3 separate regions of the Homo sapiens genome follow, and regions 1 and 2 are each linked to region 3. Evidence: chromatin contacts called from ENCODE Hi-C data. All regions are on one chromosome and are shown on one strand. The core of a region is the stretch at or near the end of the contact, and the rest is flanking DNA. Distances in the headings are between cores, read along the strand shown. Region 1 overlaps DEPDC1B (DEP domain containing 1B). Region 2 holds the start of ZSWIM6 (zinc finger SWIM-type containing 6). Region 3 overlaps PDE4D (phosphodiesterase 4D).

Evidence for each region. A loop is a pair of places that touch in the nucleus more often than their neighbours do. Pooled maps may share reads with other maps.
Region 1: a loop to region 3 is called in a map with no recorded cell type, with 21 times the contacts of the local background. The contact joins two enhancer-like sites. A Hi-C loop is called at or near these places in 2 of 37 single-sample maps with no recorded cell type and 4 of 50 pooled maps.
Region 2: a loop to region 3 is called in a pooled map, with 14 times the contacts of the local background. The contact joins the promoter of ZSWIM6 here to the enhancer-like site in region 3. A Hi-C loop is called at or near these places in 2 of 37 single-sample maps with no recorded cell type and 3 of 50 pooled maps.

The regions. Positions count from the first base shown.
Region 1 is chr5:60,595,545-60,599,454 of GRCh38, forward strand. DEPDC1B (DEP domain containing 1B) reads right to left here. Exons shown (of 11, transcript NM_018369.3): 10 at 3,531-3,716; 11 at 1,368-2,370. The coding sequence ends at 2,209. Among named protein-coding and RNA genes, the nearest start is that of DEPDC1B, 100 kb to the right of the region's middle. Within about 2 kb of position 2,212, at least 3 of the 41 ENCODE cell types and tissues checked have a DNase peak (open chromatin) inside an H3K27ac peak, as active enhancers do.
Region 2 is chr5:61,330,669-61,334,574 of GRCh38, forward strand. It overlaps ZSWIM6 (zinc finger SWIM-type containing 6), which reads left to right and starts at 1,590. Exons shown (of 14, transcript NM_020928.2): 1 at 1,590-2,280. The coding sequence starts at 1,605. LOC105378994 (a long non-coding RNA gene) reads right to left here and starts at 1,548. Exons shown (of 2, transcript XR_007058781.1): 1 at 1,472-1,548. RefSeq lists an enhancer at 1-250 and silencers at 55-634, 665-734, 945-1,344, 1,455-1,594, 2,375-2,484 and 2 more.
Region 3 is chr5:59,560,586-59,564,529 of GRCh38, forward strand. All of the region lies in intron 1 of PDE4D (phosphodiesterase 4D), which reads right to left. It overlaps LOC107986347 (a long non-coding RNA gene), which reads right to left. Exons shown (of 2, transcript XR_001742409.2): 1 at 1-3,944. Among named protein-coding and RNA genes, the nearest start is that of MIR582, 140 kb to the right of the region's middle. RefSeq lists an enhancer at 2,313-2,963. Within about 2 kb of position 2,531, at least 11 of the 41 ENCODE cell types and tissues checked have a DNase peak (open chromatin) inside an H3K27ac peak, as active enhancers do.

The DNA of each region.
Region 1 (3,910 bases), core at 962-3,461, 1.0 Mb after region 3:
AAAACTCAGGAAAAATCAGTTTTATACCATACAGAAGCAACAAACACTATAAGGAAATTTACAACACCAGCATTTACAAAAGAATTAAACGTCAACATTGATCAGCTGAGTAACTGTTGAAACAGGAAATGGGTACTACAGTCTTTGAAAATTTTGATACTTTTTTTAAAGTATCAAATACTTGGGAACAAATCTAACAAAAGATTTGTAAATCTTCACAGAAAAAAGCAACTTTTTTTCTCATTTATTTCAAATAAAATGGAAAGGTAAACCATGGTCATGGACTAGAAGACCTAATATTGTAGACAGCAATTCTCTGCAAATTGATTTATACATATAATACAATCAAAATTAAAAAAAAAAACTCAACAGGGTGAGTGTGTGTCTCTGCATGTGTGTGTGTGTGTATGCAGGCTTGACAATCTGATACCAAAATTTGTACAAAGACGAAAAAGTCAAAAAAATGGAAAAAAATGTTCAGCCATATTAATAATCATGGAAATGCAAAATAAAACCATAATCAGACACTATTAATAACCACCACATTGACAACATTTCAAACTCTGACGATAGCAAGTTTCGGTGAGGATATTAAACAAAAGGAGTTCTCATACACTGTTAATGGGAGCGTTAATTGGGACAACCACTTTGGATAACTGCTATTATCTATTCATCAATTTCACACTTAATTGGTGCTTATGTTTTATGATCTCTCCATAAATATGTTATATTTTTTTAAAAAAGTAATCTTAAAAAAAAAAGGAAAGAAAACAACCACATATACTTCCAAAGACAAGCAACAGGAAAAGAGATTCTGAAAAATAAACTCTACCTCGGAGTGAAAATAGAGCAGAAAGAAGAATTATTCTTGGCTCTAAACAGAATGCCAAAGTCTGAGAATGAATCCTGAAACACTAAAAATCTCCCATTACATTATGTATTTGGAATGTAAGGTGGTACCCAAACCAATAGGAATACTTTGGTCCATTTTTAAAAGCAAAATCTGCATCAGATGTAGGAGGTATTTTGCTACAAGAGAACAGGAGCAAATCTTAAGTGCAAGGAAAAATCAGTCCAAGGAGTACTGTAAGCCAATTAGTGGGTGTTGCTCTCAGCTTTCTGGGTAATTGCGCTCAGAGGAAGACTTTCAGATGCTCCATAATCCAAGTGCACCACAATTTTACAAAAGGACAAAGCAATGCTAAAAAATTGGCAAAGTGCTCACCTAAAGACCAGTCAGTACAAAAGCCCAAATCTTACTTTTCATTTTCTCATAGAAATAAATGACTGATGAAGACCATTGGCAAAGGCATTTGAGGATGCTCTCTAACTGATCTAAATAAATGCCAAAAAAGAAACACGAGGTATGGCATTTTTAAAAAAAATAAGTTTATTTACATTTCACTTACTTTCAAAAGGATGAAAATATATTTATAAAGGAAGTAGTCTCATTTTATTTAACCCATTTGCATTTGACTTAGAATCAGAGGTCTAAGGGTACCCAAAGAATTTATCCAGTTCAACTTTCCATTTTTAGCTAAGACTGAAATTATACCATTGCAGGCAGATGAAAATCTACTCCACTTATAGGTAAACATCAACTAATATATATGTTATAAAAACACTAGCTTTAGTAAAATCTGTCATAACATCCAATAAATCTGCAATAAAAGACATAGCTATCACAATATAAGACATTAAAAAATTTATGTGCAGCAATAAAAACTGGAATTTATACAGGAGAAATGATAATTGGCTACTAAGTCAATAGCATCACAGTAACAGTACCCAGTGTCTTTCTTATTCAAGTATACACGCTATTTTTAAGACTTAAAATTAAGTCTTAAGGCTATAATAAAGATATCAGTAGCTAGGATGTATATACACAATTATTTAATAAACACCATGAAAAAGAAAGCACAGAGATAAAAATACCCTTAAATTCTGTAGCAATTACAAACATGTTAACATTATCACTATATATTTGACTCATAAATTTTAACCAATTTATACACTTTAAAACTAGCATTGAGTTTTATAAAAATACTAATGGCCAAACATTTTTAAAAACTAAGGCAATCTTTATCTATATTTCAGTAGTCTTTGTTTTATGCTTTTCTTTCTTCCACCACCAAAGTCTTTCTCCTAACCACCATTCACTCAAAACAACAACAGTGGTCTCTAGCACCTGTTGCTGTGGAAGTATTATTACATTCGAAAACTTCTAGTTCTTTGAAATGGTTGGAAAGGCTTCTTTAGTGCCCACATTAGCAGCTGTGGTTTCGGTTTGGGTTTTTCAGGAAACAGAAGTGCTGCACTTTCTGGTGTAGGAAATCGTTCTTGATAGACTTCAGGATAGGATTTCTGAAACTAAAAAAATGAATGGTCCAAGAAGAGTAAAAAAAGACACATAAAAGCCAATAAAATTTGGCAGCCAAATTTTAAGAGTTTCTGAGCCTGTATTTTCCTGTTTTTGTTTATTTTTGTTAAAACATTTCATTCCAATTTCTATAGAGCTAATCCATCTTTCCTTTGATCTAAGCTTCAAATAAGTTCCCCTTTTAATCATGTTTCTGAAAATTCCCCCCACTGCCAACTATAAATAGACCTCACTTTTTATATATTCACAAGTAACTCTGACTTCAAAATAACTTCTGTTCTACACAGTTAAATAAAATTTTGGCCCAATTACATTTCATCATTTCTCTGTTTCTCCAACTCAGCCCCACCAGCTTCTGCTCAAATGGAAGAGGGAATATTCTGGTGTATATTACTTTGTGAAAAGCTTAAAAGAGAGGCAGTATACTTTCTGTTGATCTTTACCACTAAACTCTCCTCCAAAATTACTCTGAGAATAATATGATCAGAAGCCCAGAACTCTGGTGCTCTGTGTGTAATCCCACATGTACGGTGTTCCCTGAATCCAACTATGTAGAGTTCAGTCTTTAAAAACAAAAACCACTCACCTGATCATGGATCAACCTTTATGAATAGTCAAAAGTAACATATTGTGAGTTAAAAACGATTCGCTGGAACCCTAAGCTGTGTTCCCTAACATAAGAGGAACTAAAAACTTGTACTGATACCTGAGGCAAGAAACTAATTTGATAGTGGCTATCTAAAACCAACGGCTTTTAAACTCTAAACATTTTACACCTGTGAATTCCATCTGATTTGCCTTTTGAAAACATGAAAAGAAATCCACCCTCACTGATAGCTTCTCTGAGATTAAAGCAGATGCTCTGCTAATTCACATCATGCCACATACCAAAACAAAGGACAAATATTAGAGAATAGCTCCAAAAATGAAGAGTTTGGCAATGGTAACAGATTTACACTGAAGAATAAAGATCTAGGATACTGACCACAAGTGTGTAAATCAGTGAGACTTCTAGAATGTATGAACTAATATACTTAGAAAACTGCTATGGCTCAGAAGATGAGATTTACATGAAGCCTATTAAAATAAAAAAAAAAACATAAAAACAGTAGGGAGGAGAAAAAATGGCTTATAAAGAATATCCTTTTACCTGCTTCAGTTTCTTCTTTTTCTCTTTGTTGGAGAGTTTGGCATCTGTTATGACTTCCTCCAACAAGGCTGCCAGAGGTTCCTGAGAGCCATATGATCTTTGATATTCAAATTCCTCTGGACTAATTTGACGGCAAAATGATGGAGCAGATAAAGTGATATCCATATCAGCTCCTGGGTATTTTATCTGAGGCAAAAGGATTAGTAGTGAAAGAATATAGCATATTTTCAAATAAATTATAAGAATTAGTTTAGATCAAATACAGGATATCTCCTTGTACCGTAGCAATGCCATGTTAGTCCTCAAAATTTGATTGGGGGAAACTCTATATTGAAAAGTAAAAGTATTTCCATAACTTCAAAATATTATTATTTAAAGCC
Region 2 (3,906 bases), core at 340-2,839, 1.8 Mb after region 3:
AGCCTGTCTCCGACGCGGTAATTAAGTCTGCGGCTTGGAAGCAGATTTGACCGAGCTCTGTGGAGCGCGAACAATGTCCGCAGGGCTCCAGGTTCAGAGAGGGACTCGCTTCTCCGCCTTCGCCCGCGTCCAGGCACCAGCGAGCTGCACTCTGCACTCGCTCTCCCTGGTCCACCCCTACACTGCCCGGACCCGAGGGGACTGGCCCTGCGGGCGCCGCCAAGGCGACTGAGAGCGCGGCGCGCGTCCCGAGCGCCTGGACTCCGCGCAGCCGGGCGCCGCGCACCCGGGTGCCGGGGTGGGAGCCGGGCCGCAGACCCAAGTGCGCCCGAAGCCGCCGTCCGCCGCCTGGCACGCCGTCTGCCGCCTGCTGGGCGATGTGTGCGCGAGCCCGTGGGGCTTGCGCGCGCCCTGCGGCGTGTGTACTCACAAAGGTGTGTCTGCTAACCCCACAGCCCGGGCTGCGTTCCACCCCGAGCTGGAGAAACCCCGGCCTGGAGCGGGGCCTTGTCCGCGCGGCCGCGGGGGCGACAAGGGCGGCCGGAGCTCCTCGACTTCTAGCGGGCGGGTCGGTTTCCTGGCCCGAGGGGCTGAGGCAGCGAGGGCGGGACGGTGGCAGCCGGCACCGGACGCGGGTCGCGCGGCTGCTGGGCACGTTCCGAGCGCTCTGCGTGTTTTCGGGCACAGCCCTGCAGCCGAGACAGAACGGACGCGGGGCTCGGGGATGGGCGCACTGCAGCCACGCGGGGTTAGCAGAGCGGGCGCGCTCCTTCCACACCAGGTCTGCAAAAGTGAAGTGGAAAGCCGCCGCCGAACGCAGCCATCCTCCCCCTTCCCCGCTGCAGCTTCGGCGGGTGGTGGGGAGAGCTCCCCTGGACCGGCTGGAGGGGAAGCTGGCAGGCGCTCGGGTTTGGCCGCGCCTCCTCCGCCTTCCTCTCCACCCGCGTCCCCCGGGGTCCATGCCGCATTTCTTTGTTTTGAAAGCGCCTCCTCCGCCCAGAGGCTTTTCCCCCGAAGGGCAGGGGGACGGGGGGGGTGGGGCATCGGCCCGTGGGCCCCGCCCTCCATTTAGCTCAGAACCCTCCCCTTCGCTCACCCCCTCTTCTCCCCTTTCCTCCCCCGCTGCGACCCACGAGGCGCATCCTCACTTCTCGGACTTCAAAGAGAAGCTGAGAACTGGAGGGGGAAGTGGGGTAGGCAGGGGGCGCAGAGACCCACCCACCTCAGGCCCGGCCCGGCGGCCCGCCCCCTCCCACGGGAACCCCGCCTGACCCCGCCCTCCCCCGCGTCACAGCAGCCTGACATTCTCACAACCCACCGGGCACCAAAACGGCCCGCCCCCGCCACCCCCGTGTCCGCCAAGCGCTCTATTTATGTTTCAGCCCAGCGATTTGCATAGGCCCCGCCCCCGGCCCTAGGTTCCCCCTATCAGAGCCCCGCCCCAGCTTCTGCGTCACAGCGGAGGCCCCACCTCTTGTGCCCATACAAGGAGCGGCGGGCCCTAGATGGCATCGTGGCGTCGCGACGGCGTGTGCGTGTCGCGCTTCCTAGTGCCGTTTATAGGGTCCCGGCACTTCCGCTGTCGGGTTAGAAGCGGCGCGGTCATGGCGGAGCGCGGACAGCAGCCTCCTCCCGCGAAACGGCTTTGCTGCCGGCCGGGCGGCGGCGGCGGCGGCGGGGGCAGCAGCGGCGGCGGCGGCGGCGCGGGTGGCGGCTACAGCTCTGCCTGTCGGCCAGGCCCGCGGGCGGGTGGCGCGGCGGCGGCGGCGGCGTGCGGGGGCGGCGCGGCGCTGGGGTTGCTGCCGCCGGGCAAGACCCAGAGCCCCGAGTCGCTGCTGGACATCGCGGCGCGCAGGGTGGCGGAGAAGTGGCCGTTCCAGCGCGTGGAGGAGCGCTTTGAGCGCATCCCGGAGCCGGTGCAGCGCCGCATAGTCTATTGGTCCTTCCCCCGCAGCGAGCGGGAGATCTGCATGTACTCGTCCTTCAACACCGGCGGCGGCGCCGCGGGCGGCCCCGGCGACGACAGCGGTGGCGGCGGCGGCGCGGGCGGCGGCGGCGGCGGCGGCTCCTCGTCTTCCCCGGCCGCAACCTCGGCGGCCGCAACCTCGGCCGCCGCCGCCGCTGCCGCCGCCGCCGCCGCCGCCGCCGCCGCCGCGGGGGCCGGGGCCCCGTCGGTGGGGGCTGCCGGGGCGGCGGACGGCGGCGACGAGACGCGGCTGCCTTTCCGCCGGGGCATCGCGCTGTTGGAAAGCGGCTGCGTAGACAACGTCCTGCAAGTCGGTGAGTCACGGGGCAGCCGCGAGCCGTCTGTCCGTCCGTCAGTCCCTGGGTGGGGGGGGGGTGCCCGCCTTTCTCCTGCGGACAGCCCCTAGTTCCGCGCGCGCCCGCACCCCTGCGGGTGTCCTCACTGGCCCGGACGGTCCTCCTGAGCGGAGCGCCCATTTCCTCCCTCCCTTCCCTGCCCCCCGTCGCCCCGGACGGGCCAGCGCGAGTGGGAAATGAATCAGCAGGACGCGCCCCTCCGTGGGCTCCGCGCCCCCGGCCCGCGCTCCCCTACCCGCCCTCCTCCGGGGAGCACATCCTGGAGGGCTGTTCGCCGGTTTCGGGGGTGGATGTGGACAAAGGCGCGGGCGGACGGCCGGCCTCCGGCGAGGGTGTGTGTGGCGGGGCTGTGCGGGGCGGGGGAGGGGGCGCGGGCCGCAGACAATGCCGGCCGCGGCCCGGCCGCTCGGCGCTCCCCCCCTCTCCCACTGCCTGTCGCTCGCTCCTTTTTCTTTCTGGCCCCCGCCCCACGCGATTTGAGGGGAGGGGAATACACTTAAAGCCGCTCGGCCGCCGCTCCTCCCAGGGCTCCGACGGGCGAGCGGCCGCGGCGCTCCCGGGTCGCTGTGGCGTCTGGCCCGGGCGAGCTCCACTGGCCGCCCGGGGTTTAAATGTCGTTTTCTTTGCGCCTCCTCAGTCTCCAAGCGGCGCAGAGGAGAGGTGGCGGCGGACCGGACTCCGTCTCCGGAGGGACATCTCGCCCGTAGGACGCTTACTAATTAAAGGGCGCGAGCCTGAGGAGGAGCTGCTAGCGCTTCCCTTTTCTCTGAAGCTGCCTCCAGACACCCCTGTGCGGGCCGCGGCGCAGCCCTTGTGCCCCGCCGCCCGAGTTTTGTTTGCGCTGTGTGGTCAGGTCGTGGTGCCCCGGGCGAGCCGCGGTCGGCAGTTGCGGATTTGCCGCTCGCAGCCAAAGGGGCGAGCGGGCTGCAGGAGCGCGAGGCAGAGGGCTCGGCGGCCGCTCCCGCGTCCCCGCGGCGCGGCAGCCCGGCACGACCCAGCACTTTGTTCTCATTTTCAGGTTTTTTTGTGCCCCTTTCAGTTTTCTGTCACCCTCCGAAAAGGAGAAACCAAACAAAAGAGTCTCTTTCTTTTCAGGGCTTGTAAAGTAGAATATATTTGACAAAGGCGAGAGAAGGACTTGTGATTTAGAGCTGCACAGCCTTCCTTTCTCTGACAGATCCTGAGAGTTTTCTCAAATACCTTAGTTTAAAAGTGTCTCCTGTTCCCCCTCCCCTAAAATGTTCTTTTTCCCCTGTCCAGATCTTTTTCAGCCATAGCGATGGGAATGTTTGAGCCAGACTGAAAAGAACAATGCTGTAGTGAAACTTCCCATTTTTTTCTCCTGATTGCAAATGGCATATTTTCTGACCCCCTCCCATGTTAGTGTACTTGAAATTGTAGCATGGTGAACCCGGCACCGAATGAATGGGGATAGATTTGGACGCATCTCTATCTCTTTGATTGTTAACTTAATCCTTTTTCTCTTTCTGTAGTCAGTTCCTTTTATCCTTCTTTTCTTTGGAAGTGGGGTGGGGGTCTGGATAGGGTCCCCAAGAAAGAATTAAGATTTGTTTTAATCCTGTC
Region 3 (3,944 bases), core at 1,281-3,780:
CAAGTTTTCACAGGATGTGGTGAAGCTCAGAGGAGAGAGCAGAGCACTGGTCCAGTTCTCAGGTCTGGGGCCTGGAGGAGAATTGCCAAGGGAGATAGAGATTGAGCATAGTCAGGGAAGGGTAATCCCAGCAGATAAAGCAAACTGTGTAAATACGGGGAAAAGCTAGCAGGAAACAGGCAACAATAAATTCATTGTTTCTGGAGACAGTCTTAATGGGACATGGCAAACAGAGAGAGGATACTAGTGAGAGAGCCAGGTGCTGCGTTCCTGATGGCCAAAAGGTCTTGTTGGAGAGTTTGTATTTTATCTTCAGGGATCTGGAAAGCCTTGAAAGATTTCAATCAAAAAGATATTTAAAAACATGACAGAGTAAGAGAACACTAAGTTCCTCACTTAAAAGTTATGGCAGACATTTCAAAACTGTTCACCAATTTCCAGTTTTCTTCTTCCAACCCCACAGGAAAATTGTACTTCCCTGCCTCTTTGAGGTTAACAAAGTTGCATTGCTTTGGAAAATGAAATATGATCCACTTTTCGGGGTGGAAGCATTTAATTGTGACTTCTGGAATCTCTAACCCTTTCTTCTGTCATGGTGAAGGTAGACACCTGTGGTTTATATGGCGGCATTGCTTTTGGCAATCACATGGAGACTGCTGGCCTGCGGGGTTCTCAGATCCACAGTGGGGTCGTCCGTTATTGGAGTATTATTTTGCCTACCATGACTAGTACACGTATTCAAGTAATGGAGATATTCTTATAATTAACAAGCTACTAGCTCTGATTTGTAATTTGCTCAATTAGACAAAGTTAAGTGTGTTCCTTGTTAAAAGTATTCACCTGTCTAAAGTTTCTTGTCTTAGTAAAGCAAGTCACCGCTTCCAGATTTTGGAAGTGGTAATTAACAGCGTTTTGCTTATGGATTTACTTATAATTAGTTTTTGTTTTTGGAAATTTGAAAAATGCAAAGTTTAAAGAAGAGGGTGTACATTTATTCTAATTACTTTTAGAAAGAAGTAGTACATCAGTAATATGGTCTCAGTGTTAAAATATTTTAAAAGGGACCAGGCATGGTGGCTCACGCCTGTAATTCCAGCACTTTGGGCAGCCGAGGCAGGCAGATCACCTGTGGTCAGGAGTTTGAGACCAGCCTGACCAACATGGCAAAAACCCGTCTCTACTAAAAATTCAAAAAAATTAGCCAGGCATGGTGGCATATGCCTGTAATCCCAGCTATTTGGGAGGCTGAGGCCGGAGAATTGCTTGAACCCGGGAGGCAGATGTTGCAGTGAGCTGAGATCGCACCACTGCACTCCAGCCTGGGCAACAAGAGTGAAACGCTGTCAAAAAAAAAAAAAAAAATTAAATAAAATGTAGATTAACTCCTGAAAGTGAATACTGTACATGTTTGCATGCATTTTATTCTTTGTACCTTGTGACTGCTGGCTACTTACTGCCTTCCTCCTGATACCAGTTTTTCTCTACTGCATATGTCAATAAATGTTTAGAAATGCTTGAAGAATACAGAGAAAGCCCAAAGTGTTTTTTGTTTTGTTTTGTTTTGTTTTGTTTTTTTCAGAAATGCATCTAAGTGTCTCCTTACAAAATGAGAGAATTCATTGATTAGCCATTCTTTGGACATGCTCTTAAACGTCCTCTACCAGAAGGAATTTCATATTCCTATCACAAAAGGGAAATTGCTTATTCTTATGTTTATAACACCAGATCTTTTATTTGATATATACTATGTGTATATATTATACAAATAAGCTCTTTATAAAAGATAACCATGAAGGAATTATTTCCTGAAACGGCAAAATATAAATTTGCCTGTAAAATCAGAATGCCCTAGCCAATCTTTTGAGATTTGACCAGGATGATCCTGTGGGTAAGGAAACTAACCCTTTCAAATTGCATGAAAATTAGAAGACAAATGAAGATGTTGTGAATGGAAATTCATTTCCAAATAAACCACTGGGATAAAAATCATTAGAATAATGCTAGTTTCAAAATCTATGTTTTTCCGTCTCTTTGTCACTCACAATTATTTCAAATATGTTCACTTTAAAGTACAGTATATATACCTAGTTAGGTTGAGTCATGTTTTAGAAAAATTCCTTAGAGTTTGTTTTTAAGCAAAACAGGACTGTTTTAAACAAAGCAGAACCTTAACAGGAAACTGATAACAGTGGCCAAGAAAAGCATCTTATTTTCTATTTTCTGTGTATTAGAAAGAAACCCTATTTCTCACTTCCTCATATGGTAATTATATCTCGGTGGAATTGAATCCTCAGGACAACAGGGCATGTTATTGTGAGATATTTTACACCTGGCTTAACCATTCTGTAAAATCAGAGATAGTGACTAGCCCAGAGGCTCTGTCTCACTTCCTTCCGGTGTTGCTTAGCTATTGATAAATATTAAGGTGCATGTGATTTGGCTGCTAAAATGAAGAAAGGATGTCAGAAGGCTATCAGTTTGCTGAATCAAACAGCATTGCCACAGGGCTCCAAGCTGGCAGGGCCCCTCTGGGCATTGCCAGGTCACCAAGGAAGTGGCTGGGTGAGGTGGCAACAGGTGTCAGACATGCTGCTGAGCAGATGATCTCAGCAGGCCTGAGGACAGAAGAGAAGGTTACCACACAAAGTGCTTAGCTGTGACCGCAGAGGAATTTCAGCATCAAAGGAATTTGAGTAGAAAAAGGTTTCAAATTTCAGTTAACCCAGGGTTGAAGCAGCAGGACTCATTGATAGAAAGAGAGAAGCAAATAAAAGCCCACACTAGTTAACATAACTCTCAAATAAGAATGCAATTATCTGCAGCCACAGTAGCCCATGGAAAGATATCCCTAACCAGTCATTCAGTTGAGACATAGGGACATCACCTGGGTGGAAAGGACCCTTACAGGTTGTGAAGGAATTATAAGTGACCATTAGTGAGTGGTCACTATGTACCAGACACAGCTGTAAGTGCTTTATGGCCATTAATTCATTCCATCTTCACAACAACACTCTGAGGTAAGTATTCATATTTGCCTTATTGTACAGAGGTAGAAATGGAATCATAAAAAAGTGAAGACATCAGCCCTAGCTGATACAGCAAGTACAGAGGAGAGCCAGAATATAAACCTAAGAAGTCTGTCTGTATAAACCATGCTCTTAGCCACCAAGTTTCACCATCCCTCACAGGGAGAAAACTGCAGAGCAGAAAAGTTCTGGTCTTACTCCTAAGAAGAGATGCACATTACATACATGAAAAGATACCAAACATGACAACATAGAAAATGATGGATGCCAAGTGAGTGCCAGGAACTATAGAGCTGTTGAAAGAGATTCATTGCAAAACAGGTTGGAATAAGCAAGACAAACTTGAGAAGTGGATTCTCACATTGAGTGTGAACAAGCAGGGGCAGTGTGATGTGGAGGAAGGGAGCATGTACTCTACAGGCTTTAGCTTCAGAGGGGCTTGGGTTCAAATCCCAGCTCTGCCACTTACAAGTCATGTGAGCTTGGGGAAGTTACTTATTCTTTGTTTTCTAGTTTTCCTATCTGCAGGGATAGAAAAATGCTATTTCAAAACACTATTCATGAAGATCAAGCAAAATTAGTTATAAGCAGGTCTCAGCATACTTGGTACAAGGTACACATTTAATATGTGTACTATTATCCAACTAGGGAGAGATAGAAAGGGAGCTTCAGGTGAGAGGAACAGCATAAAAAATGATCCGCAAAAGCCAGAAATAAAACTTCTATGAGCTCAGTTCAAGCTGACTGGGTAGGTAAATGTCTGCCATGAACTTGGAAGTGAGAGAGAATCTCCCTTGGACACTCATTAAGGGGCCTCAAAGCCATGAAGAGTTGCCATGTGGTCCTTCCAGTCAATAAATAATTTTGTCCAAACACGAGTGGAAGAAAAAATTAAGAGACACCCGGATGGGGAAAACC